Regions from separate parts of the Homo sapiens genome. Here region 1 is linked to region 2. A link is a contact called in ENCODE Hi-C or POLR2A ChIA-PET data. All regions are on one chromosome and are shown on one strand. Each heading gives the region's core, a stretch centred on a gene start or an enhancer-like site at or near the end of the contact. The rest is flanking DNA. Distances are from core to core; before and after follow the strand shown. Region 1 has its middle 170 kb from the start of NUAK1. Region 2 has its middle 220 kb from the start of NUAK1.

Region 1 (4,960 bases), core at 911-3,410, 45 kb after region 2:
TCACACAGTTATGAAGTCTGAGAAGTCCCACAATCTGCAGTCAGCAAGCTTGAGAACCAGGAGAGCCAATGGTCTAGTTCCAGTCCAAGTTCTAAGGCCCAAGAACTAGGAGAGCTAAGGGTGTAAGCTCCAGTCTGAGTCTGATCCGAAAGCAGGAAGCCAACTACTATCACAGAATGGGTCATTCTATCCTCTTGATTATCGAAGCTCTCCTCTGCTGAGGTCAACCTTTGGTGAGCATTTATGTTGAACACAAATGTCTTCACATTTTTTGCCCATTCAGAGGGGTCTGTCCTCTTCCCCAAATTTTCTTCTTATCAATTTTTCTATCATATGCCTTCAAAATTGCTGATCATTCAGCCAAATTATTGGCCACAGCCCATGAATCAGTATATAATGATACATCTGGCCATTTCTCTTTCCAAGCAAAGTAGATGGCCAGGTGAACTTCTTGAAGCTCTGCCCACTGGAAGGACTTCCCTTTACCGGTGTCCTTCAGGGATGTCCCAGAAAGGAGCTATAGTAGTACAGCTGTCCCCTTTCAGAGGATGCCTGCATATCATAAAGAACCATCTGTAAACACCCCCCAAGCTTCTCTTCCTCTGTCAACAACTGTAGGAAACTTCCCACAAGGCCATAGGTACACGCTGGGAGAGAAAAGGCAGTGGAGCAGGAGTGGGGACCATGGGCATTTGGGCCACTTCTTCATGTAACTTATCTGTGCCTTCAGGACCTGTTCATATCCAATCATATAAATACCAGTTCCATTTGATAATGGAATGCTGCTGTGCACACCAAACTTTGTGGCTAGGTGGCTCAGATAATATCCAGTTCATGATGCGTAGCTCAGGTTGCATGATAACTTGAGGTGATTATAAATGCAGGTGGCCCTTAGTTAAGTATTTGATCTCTATTAAGACTGTATAGCAAGCCAAGAGCTGTTTCTCAAAAGGAGAGCAGTTATCTGTGGGTAATAACAATGCCTTGCTCTAAAACCCTAAAGGCCTGTGTTGCAATTCACTTACAAAGGCCTTCCAAAGGCTCCAAACAGCATCCCTATCTGCCACTGACACTTCAAGGACCAATGGATCTACTGGATCGTATGGACCAAGCAGCACAGCAGCCTGCACAGTGGCCTGGACCTGTCGCAGAGCCTTCTCTTGTTCTGGGTCCCACTCAAAACTAGCAGCTTTGCAGGTCGCTCAGTAAATGGGCTGGAATAACACACTCAAATGAAGAATATGTTGCCTCCAAAACCCAAAGAGGTCCGCTATAAACTGGATCCCGCCAACTGTTTCACCTCCTCTCCTATTCCTACTCTTCTTTGCCCACTTTGCTGGAACCACAATGTCTCTTTGCTAACCCTCAAACTGGCAAACGTGCTCCAGACTCGGGGCCTTGTGCCTCTCTGTTCCCTCTGCTTGGCATGTTCTTTTCTCCAATATGCAAATGGATTAGTTCTTTGCTCAAATGTCATCCTCTTCCTGAAGCCATCACTAACAACCTGTGACACTTTCAACCCTGCCTTGCCTGACATTTCCAGTCTACCATCCCTGCTTTTATTTTTCTCCCCAGCACTTTATTAAATTACATTTAGAATTATACAGTTACATAAAGAATTATATAACGTGCTTATTTGGCTTACTGGCTATGTCCCCCCAAACAAAATGTAAGGTCCTGGAAGTCAGGATTATTGTCTATTTTGCTCACTTCTGCATTCACAGTGGGCAGTACCTGATAAGCATTTGGCACTCGATAAATATTACTTTAACAAATATACGCAGAATCCAAGCCCAGTGCAAAGGCCTATGGCACAAATTGAAAGCACAAATGCATTCAGGGACTAAGCAGTCACAAGAACACTGTAAGTGGCAGGAAGTGGGATGTACCAGAGACCCTGCCCACTGAATGCTCGCTCAGCTTCCGCTGACTGTTGTTGCAGAAGAATGTAGGCATAAGTGGACCACATCTTCACTTTTTTTCCGAAAGAAACAAGAAATATTTTAATGCAAAAATCTAAAGATTTTGTTACTGATGACTAGGTCTCTGGCCTAAGAAGTCAAAGAAAATGGCCTGGCCCTGCGTAACATGTGGCTGAGCCCAGTAATCCCTCCAGACCTGGACATCCTGTCCAAATGGTGGCCTTCAGAATAATATCTGAGCCCAAGCAAGCCCCACAGAGACCCCCCCAAGGCCAGCACCCTCATCCCAGAGGCATAGGACATTCTTCTCTAGGTTATGTGGGACCAACATTCCACAGATATCTCACTGGGAAGCCACAGAAACAGCAGTCCTAGGAACCAGATTCAACTTTCTAGTTTATTCCTCGCTCAGGATTTGGAGGCAAGGCAAAACACTTTGAACTTATAAAGCCTCCAGGGACCTCAGATCATTTGGATGAGGGCAAAGAGGGAGGAATCTTCAAGAAAACGATACAGAACTTCTACTAACGGGGATATGAACAATTGTTCACTGGAAGAATGCAGGAGATTTGATTACACTTGCGCTCTGAAAAGAAGTGGGTCATATCATTTATATAAATAAATATTTGGCACAGACTCTGAAGTTGTCTGACTCCACTTCTATTTTTGTAAAATGGGGATAATAATAGTACTTACCTCATAGCACTGTTATGATAATGAGATAAATGAATACATTTAAAGTGCTTAGAATAGTGCCTGACATATAGGAAGCACTTAATAAGTGTTGAGCATTATTTTTATTACTGTTATAATTCCATTCAAATAGCTTAATCTTCTATCTTGCTGCCTTTAACTTTATTCTCATAAACATCTGAAAATCTAGCTGCCAATACCCCTTATAAATGCAAAAATCCTCCACAAATACTAAAAAATCAAATACAGCAGTACAGAAAAAGGATGGTACAATCAAGTGGATTTTGTCCTGAAAATGCAAGGCTGGCTCAACAATAAAAAATCAATGTTATTTGCCATATTAACAGATTAAAGAAAAAAAATCATGTGATTATCTCAATACATTCAAATAAAGCATTTGAAACATTTAACATCATGATCAAAACTCTCAGTAAACTAAGAATAGAAGAGAACTTCCTTAACCTAATAAAGGGCATCTACAGGGAAAAAAAAAAAAAAAAACAGCTAACATTATATTCAATGGTGAAAGACTGAATTCTTAGCCTGTCAGATTGGGAGCAAAACAAGGGTGAAAATGTCTGCTCTAATCATTCCTTTTCCTCCTACTGGAAGTCCTAGCCAGTGCAATAAAGCAAAGAAAAAAACTGTGAGGCATATAGCAGAAATCAAACTTTCTCATCTCAAAGTATGTGATTATTCACATAGGAAACCCCAAGGAATCTGCAAAAATGCTACTGAAAATAAGGAGTGAGCTTAACAAATCTGAAGCGTACAAAGTTAATACTTAAAAAAATCAATCTTATTTCTGAATACTGGTAATAAACAACTAGGAATTGAAATTAAATAAACAGAACCCTATATAATAACACCAAAAATAATAAGATACTTAGGTATAAATCTAACAAAATATTGCAAGACCTATATGCTAAAAGCTAAAATACACTGATAAGAGAAAAAGAACTCTCAGTAAATGGAGAGATACGCTGCATTCATGGATTAGAACACTTGATCTTATTAATATGTCATTCTCCTCAAATTGATTCAACACACTAGAGATTAAAATCCTGGCAGGCTTTTTTGAGATGACAAAAAGCTGATTCTAAAAATCTTTATAGAAAGGCAAAGAAGCTAGAACAGACAAAATAATTTTAAATAAGAAGAACAAAGTAGGGGAGTCCACACTACCTGATTTTAAGACTTCCTATACAGCTACAATAATCAAGACATTGTGATCTTGATTGGCAAAAAGTGGTATTGGCAAAAAGTGTGACACATAAATCAATGGAACAGAATGAAGAATCCAGAAATAGACCCACCCAAATATGGTCAATTGATTTCTGGCAAAGGTGCAAAGGCTATTTAATAGAGAAAGGATAGTCCTTTCAAGAAATGGTGCTGGAAAAATTGGATGTTCATGTGCAAAAGAAAGTGGACTTCAACCTATATATATATATATCTCACACTTTATACAAAAATTAACTCAAAATGAGTTACATACCCAAGTGGAAAATGTAAAATAATAAAACCTTTAGAAGAAAATCTTTGTGACTTAAGATTAGGCAGAGTTCTTAGAAATGACACAAAAGCATGGTAAAATGGACTTACTTAATCAAAAGTAAAACTTTTACACTGTTAAAAGAATGAAAAGATAAACTAAAGACTGGGAGAAGAATATCTGGAAATTATACATCTAATAATGGACTGGGAGGCAGAATATATTAAAAACTCTCAAAACTCAACAGTAGGAGAACAAACAACTCAGTAAAAAATGGGCAAAAAATTTACGCCGACACTTCATCAGAGAAGATGTACATATATATGTATATGACAAATAAGCACACAAAAAGATGCTCAGCATCATTAGTCATTAGAGAAATGTCAATTAAAACCACAGTGAAATACCAATACATACCTATTAAAGTGGCTAGTATTTTTTTTTTAAAGACAGCCTGACAATTCCAAGTACTGACAAGAATGCAGAGCAACTGCAACTCTTATAAACTGCTAGTTGGAATATAAAATGGTGCAACCACTTTGGAAAAACAGTTTGGCGTGCACTTACCATATGACACAAACCCACTCCTAGGCATTTACACCGCCCCCCCGCCCAACAAATATATATCTACATGAAAACCTGTATGTAAATGTTTACAGTAGTGTTTATACTAATTTTATTCATAATTACTAGAAACTGGAAACAAGTCAGATGTCTTTCAACTGGTGGATGGATAAACAAATAAATCTGCATGTTGGGTTACAAGTCAGCAATTAAAGGGAATGAACTATTGATACATACAACATAGATGAATCTCAAATGCATCATGCTAAGTGAAGAAAGCTAGACT
Region 2 (4,985 bases), core at 454-2,953:
GTGAGGCTGCCAGCATCTGCAGCAAGATGTTAATGGGGGTTATCAGCTGTCGCTGGAGCCCAGGCAGGGAATATGTTGGCAGCTGAAAGCTCTAGCACAGCCAAAATGTGTGTGTGTGTGTGTGTGTGTGTGTGTGTGTCCAAGAAGAAACACCAGCCTTATTGTCTCTAGACATCCTCAGAGAACAAATGGTCTTGGCGAGTCAAGCTCTGAATACCAGTTACACAAGACAGACACCTTTAATGGAGATCTGGCACTTCTCAGTGGGGACCGTTTGCATAAAACCATTTCATTCTTTCATCTCTGGCAGGAAGAGGTCCCTTTTATCTCGAAGAGAAGCTCTCTCCACAAATGAGATGACCCCACCCCAACCAGACACACACAGTCATGCACACAGTCAGTCCCAGAGGTCTTCTCTGTCTTGAAGGCCTGTCCAGCTTCATTTTTTTCCTTCCTCATCCACTTGCCAATTCATGTTTACACACCAGCACTTATATTTAAGCACATTTCTCTTGAGTGAAGATTCCCATAAATGTTGCTTTGTAAATGTGTCCAGGGCCAGATATCAAATGGTGGAGGCCCAGTGACATCTTTCAAAAGGTACTTTGGCATTTTACTCTGACACCATTGTAAGGGGGTCCAGGAATCAACTTGGTGTTCTGATGGCCTGGAAAATAATCCAACTTCTTCTAGAGGACGATAGTAACAGCATTAACTTTGCAGGTAGGTAGACTTGGGCTGAGCCTCAGGTTGGCCACTGACCATAAACCTGTGACTTAATATTTCTGCTTCAGTTTTCCCACCTGTAACATGGGAATAATAACTATGAGCAGGTACTACTATTATTCCCATTTCACAGATTGGGACCATTGAGACACAAAGAGTTAAACAATTGTTCCTAGATGAAGCAGCTAGTAACTAGCACAGCTTACATTTGAACTCATGCAGTCTGGGTCTTCCTGTTGATAACCATTATGCTACATTGCCTGCCATATTACACATAATTTCTTCTTTAATCCTCAAACAATTTCTGTTAATGGGATCTTGGACAAATTACTTAACTCTCTAAGCCTCAGTTGTCTCAACAGAAAATAGGATTTTGATACTGTAGACCTCAAAAGGATGTCATGGGGAATAACTGGGAAACCACGTCTGAGCAGTTGTGGGCATTGTAATAGAGCCTGTAGTCACTGCGGTGATAATACCGATCATGTTGTTAGCATCACAACGTCCATGGTACTTACAGTTATTTGTTTTAATATTTGTAATTTCCTTTAACTACATGTTCCCTGAGGACAGAAACTGTCCGTTATTTACCCTGTACCCACAGCACTTAACAACCTAACACAAATGGAACATACTCCGGGACATACTCTATTTTCAATGCTGTTTATTGATGAATCAGTAAATGCCTTTAATACTGTCTCTCTCTTGGATTGCTGTAAGGATTAAATGAGATAATGCATGTAAAACGGCTAGTACAATGTTAGGCTTGAGAATTCCATCCAATTAATGTTAGCTCTTTCCCTTTTGCAACAGAACACATTATTTGAGATAAACACACTGGAATCACATGGCCCAGAGAGTGAAAAACAGGACACCTGGACTCCTCGAGGAACAAAAACATCCCAGCTAGAACCAAGTACCATGAGACACAGGCACGTGAGCTGATGAGGAGCATAAGCTGGAACCCACCTTTGTGGGAGCACCACCAGGCATCACAGGCAACCATCCTGCAGGCACATTTGGAAATCTCAAGAGCAGGAAAGGGAAGGCACTCTTTGTACTGGTTGATTAAAGCTACTAATTAGGTCCATGCATGGTACAAACACTGGCAGTTCTTTCTTACTGGGGCAACAGGGAAGAGGTTGGCAGGGGTGAGCAAAACTACAGCCAATTCCTCTGTGAGCCAATGAGCACCTACAAAGGGAGGATTCGACCGAGTACATTTGGAAATAGAAATTGCCAACAATGTTCAGAAACTCTAAGTAAAAATATAATGGTCAGGTGGGCAAAAAAAATCTCCTTCTTCCTGCTTGAAGCTGCTCAGAAAATAATCAAAGTTGAGGCAACAGACAGTGGAAAAACATGGGCTTGGGCATCAGAGAGACTTCCCTTCCAGCCTTGGCTGATGCAAGTCAGCTATGACCTGATGCAAGTTGGCTAACACTTCAGAGATCTTTTTTCTCATATACAAAATAGAAAATACCCATTTCATACAGGCAAGAGAAGCTTAAATAAATAGACTCTACAAAGGGACCAGAAAATAATAGACTAGATCCCCTATCATCATCACCACCATCTAAAGGTAGCTGTCTTGATTATATGGCCCAGACCACCTGGAATCAGTGCATTCATATCATCCCTCTTAAGTGGCTCTGGTGGTTATATTATTGTGCGGTGCTATGAGTCACTGTCTATTAATATAACTTACCCAGGGCTTGTAACAGGACAGCTGGCAAATAAGGATTCATAGATGGAAGGAATCTGGGTCATCCTCAAATAAGATGAGCCACTCCATAAATAAATAACAGGGCACTGGCTGGGTTGGCTGGGGACTAGGGGAGATGAGGGGATGGTATGGACTCAGGAAGCTGGGAAAGCGCAAAGTCTGAGAAGAGGGAATGCGAAGAGTGGGGCGAGCTGAAGACCAGCACTGTCTGAGAATGCGTTAGAAATAACTGAATCATAGTGCATCACCCAATTTAGTGGTTCTCTCCCAGGGCTGCCCACCCAGACTGAATTATGGAAGGCCAAGCCATGGCAGAGGCAGCAGCCAATGGGAGGTAAGCTAATTCATAACTGACAGCCTTGGAATATCTCAGGAAGTGGAGCAGCAGATACCACAGGAGGTGGGAGGTGAGCCTAGGCTGAAAACAGGGGGCTGGCGGAGCATCTATATCATAGGAGCCTCAACAACATAGTCCCCCACATCACTTGGATACCCTGGATCCAGGAGAAGATAAGTGGGTCTCCTGTGAAACTGAACCCAGAGAATCTCTAGACTAGCCTTTCCAACCCTTGAAATAATCTTAAGGTCTCAAGGAACCTAAATATTTTATCTACAGCTCCTGGTATATTAGCATAACCAGTAACTTGTAGATATCATAGTCCAATAATAATTTGTCAATGCTCTTTTGAGCAGAGAATATCATCTGTCACTCTATTTTGCTTACCAAATAGCCTAATCTTTTTCTGTGGTTTCCCGCTCCCTATAAAGAATATCAACCCTAATGCAGGCCAAGTATGCAGGTAGAATAAACTTTCATCCCCCACATTCCTTTTTTTAACCTTCCTATTTAATTTTTAAGAAAACTTCTTTAACTAGGACTAAAGTCTTAAATATCTACTGTACAAGAGGTGAATGTTATGTAATACATAGCCTGTGCAAGAGTAGGTTTTTACCCCTTATTTAAAACCTTTTTTAAGCCAAACTTTACAGAGCAAAATAAGCAACTACACTTAACTTACATGTTTTGAAATTACTCATTCTTTCCTTTCTATTCATCTTTAAAATTCATAAAGAGAATGCAATACATTTCTGTTAAATAATTGGCTTAAGAAAAAATGGAATTTAATTTCTCTAAAGGTAGCTTGATATATTTTAAATAAAGGTTATACATTATATTGTGACATGTGTATTTACAACCTGAAAATGTATTGACACTTTGTTGAATAGTAAAGCTATTGAAATCACAAACTAAAGCAACGTGAATAAAAATATGGCCTAGGACAATTTATATAATTCTTAAAAAAATTTTTTCTTATTAACATAATTAGGCTAAACTTTAGGCAGGCTGTCTCAAAATAATTACAGACATGCGTTAGTTTCCTGCTTTCATATAGGCTTGTGTGTGTATTAACAATGTTATTCTGACATAAAAACTAACATTTACCTTTTTAATGTGAGATTTGTGCTTTTTTTTTTTCAGCACAATTACTCAACTCTTGGTTAAACTTGAAATAAGTACATAGAGATCTTATTTCCATCTTAAGTGAGAGAAGTTCTGTCCTTGCTCTTGGTGCATGTTAAACAAGGAAAAGCTTAATCACACATGTAGGAAGCTGAAAACTGCAGCAAAAATGCCCTTGCTTTTCTTTTAAGAGTATCTTTGGAAGGCAAGAGACTCTTCTTCACAGAACCCAGAACTTGAGGAGGGGCAGATCAATAAACCTCATCTTCAGCGTACAATCTGACTGTGCCTCACCAAATTCTTCCTCTTCTCTCACAGTCGAGAGTTCTCAGGCTGAGCAGAAGTTGGAGAAAGAGGATCCCTCACTCCATCATACACGTGTGTCAAAAGGGAGGGAAAATACTCTTCACTTTGGTACTGCAGATCTTCTAGGTGGTTTATAATAAGACGAGGCTTGTAGATATCCTTCCTCTAGCAGCAATAAAAATATGTCAAGATTTCCTTTTGCAACATCATTTTTTCCAAGAATCTTGTCACTTGAAGTCAAAACATTCTTTCTAATCCTTTGCACGGACTTGTTTCCCTGATGCACGTGATGAAAAATGTCTTCTAGGTAGGCTAATCTGTGCAGTCATTCTTCACCTTCAAAAGTCTCAGCAATTCTTGCTATTTTCTTGAAAGTACCCCTTCAGTTCACCTGTCAGCTTTACTACCTGTTGATAACCTTCCCTCTTCTAAGCCACTAAATTTCTTTATGTAGCAGGAGACTGTACGTGATTTTTGTTCAGGCTTCCATAATGTTTTAAACATTCTTGAGTAAATTGGTCTTTGCTTTTTAAGCTAACCATTTTTGTACCATTATCTGGATTCATATCATCTCCAAGAGTTTTTGCCTTTAGCATCTCTCTGTAAAAAGGAGTGTGTTGTGATAGTGGCAGGGTTTTTTTTTTTTTCCTTACAAGAGAGGTTAAACTTTTCATGGAGCCAATCACCAAAGAGCCACCAGCAATACACAGTTCCTCAAAGACAGACTTTGTGTCTCTAGATATAAAGATAAGACACTCACTATAG

What was found. Hi-C counts contacts between places; a loop is a spot of excess contacts on that map. ChIA-PET counts read pairs that join two places held with the same protein, here RNA polymerase II (POLR2A). Pooled maps may share reads with other maps.
Region 1: a loop to region 2 is called in a map of psoas muscle, with 5 times the contacts of the local background. The contact joins two enhancer-like sites. A Hi-C loop is called at or near these places in 6 of 168 maps with a recorded cell type or tissue (Right ventricle myocardium inferior, ascending aorta, endothelial cell of umbilical vein and 3 more) and 7 of 50 pooled maps. POLR2A ChIA-PET finds 5 or more read pairs at or near these places in 2 of 52 experiments (AG04450 and MCF 10A).

The regions. Positions count from the first base shown.
Region 1 is chr12:105,964,991-105,969,950 of GRCh38, forward strand. No RefSeq gene overlaps it. Among named protein-coding and RNA genes, the nearest start is that of NUAK1, 170 kb to the right of the region's middle. Within about 2 kb of position 2,161, at least 2 of the 41 ENCODE cell types and tissues checked have a DNase peak (open chromatin) inside an H3K27ac peak, as active enhancers do.
Region 2 is chr12:105,920,393-105,925,377 of GRCh38, forward strand. No RefSeq gene overlaps it. Among named protein-coding and RNA genes, the nearest start is that of NUAK1, 220 kb to the right of the region's middle. Within about 2 kb of position 1,704, at least 3 of the 41 ENCODE cell types and tissues checked have a DNase peak (open chromatin) inside an H3K27ac peak, as active enhancers do.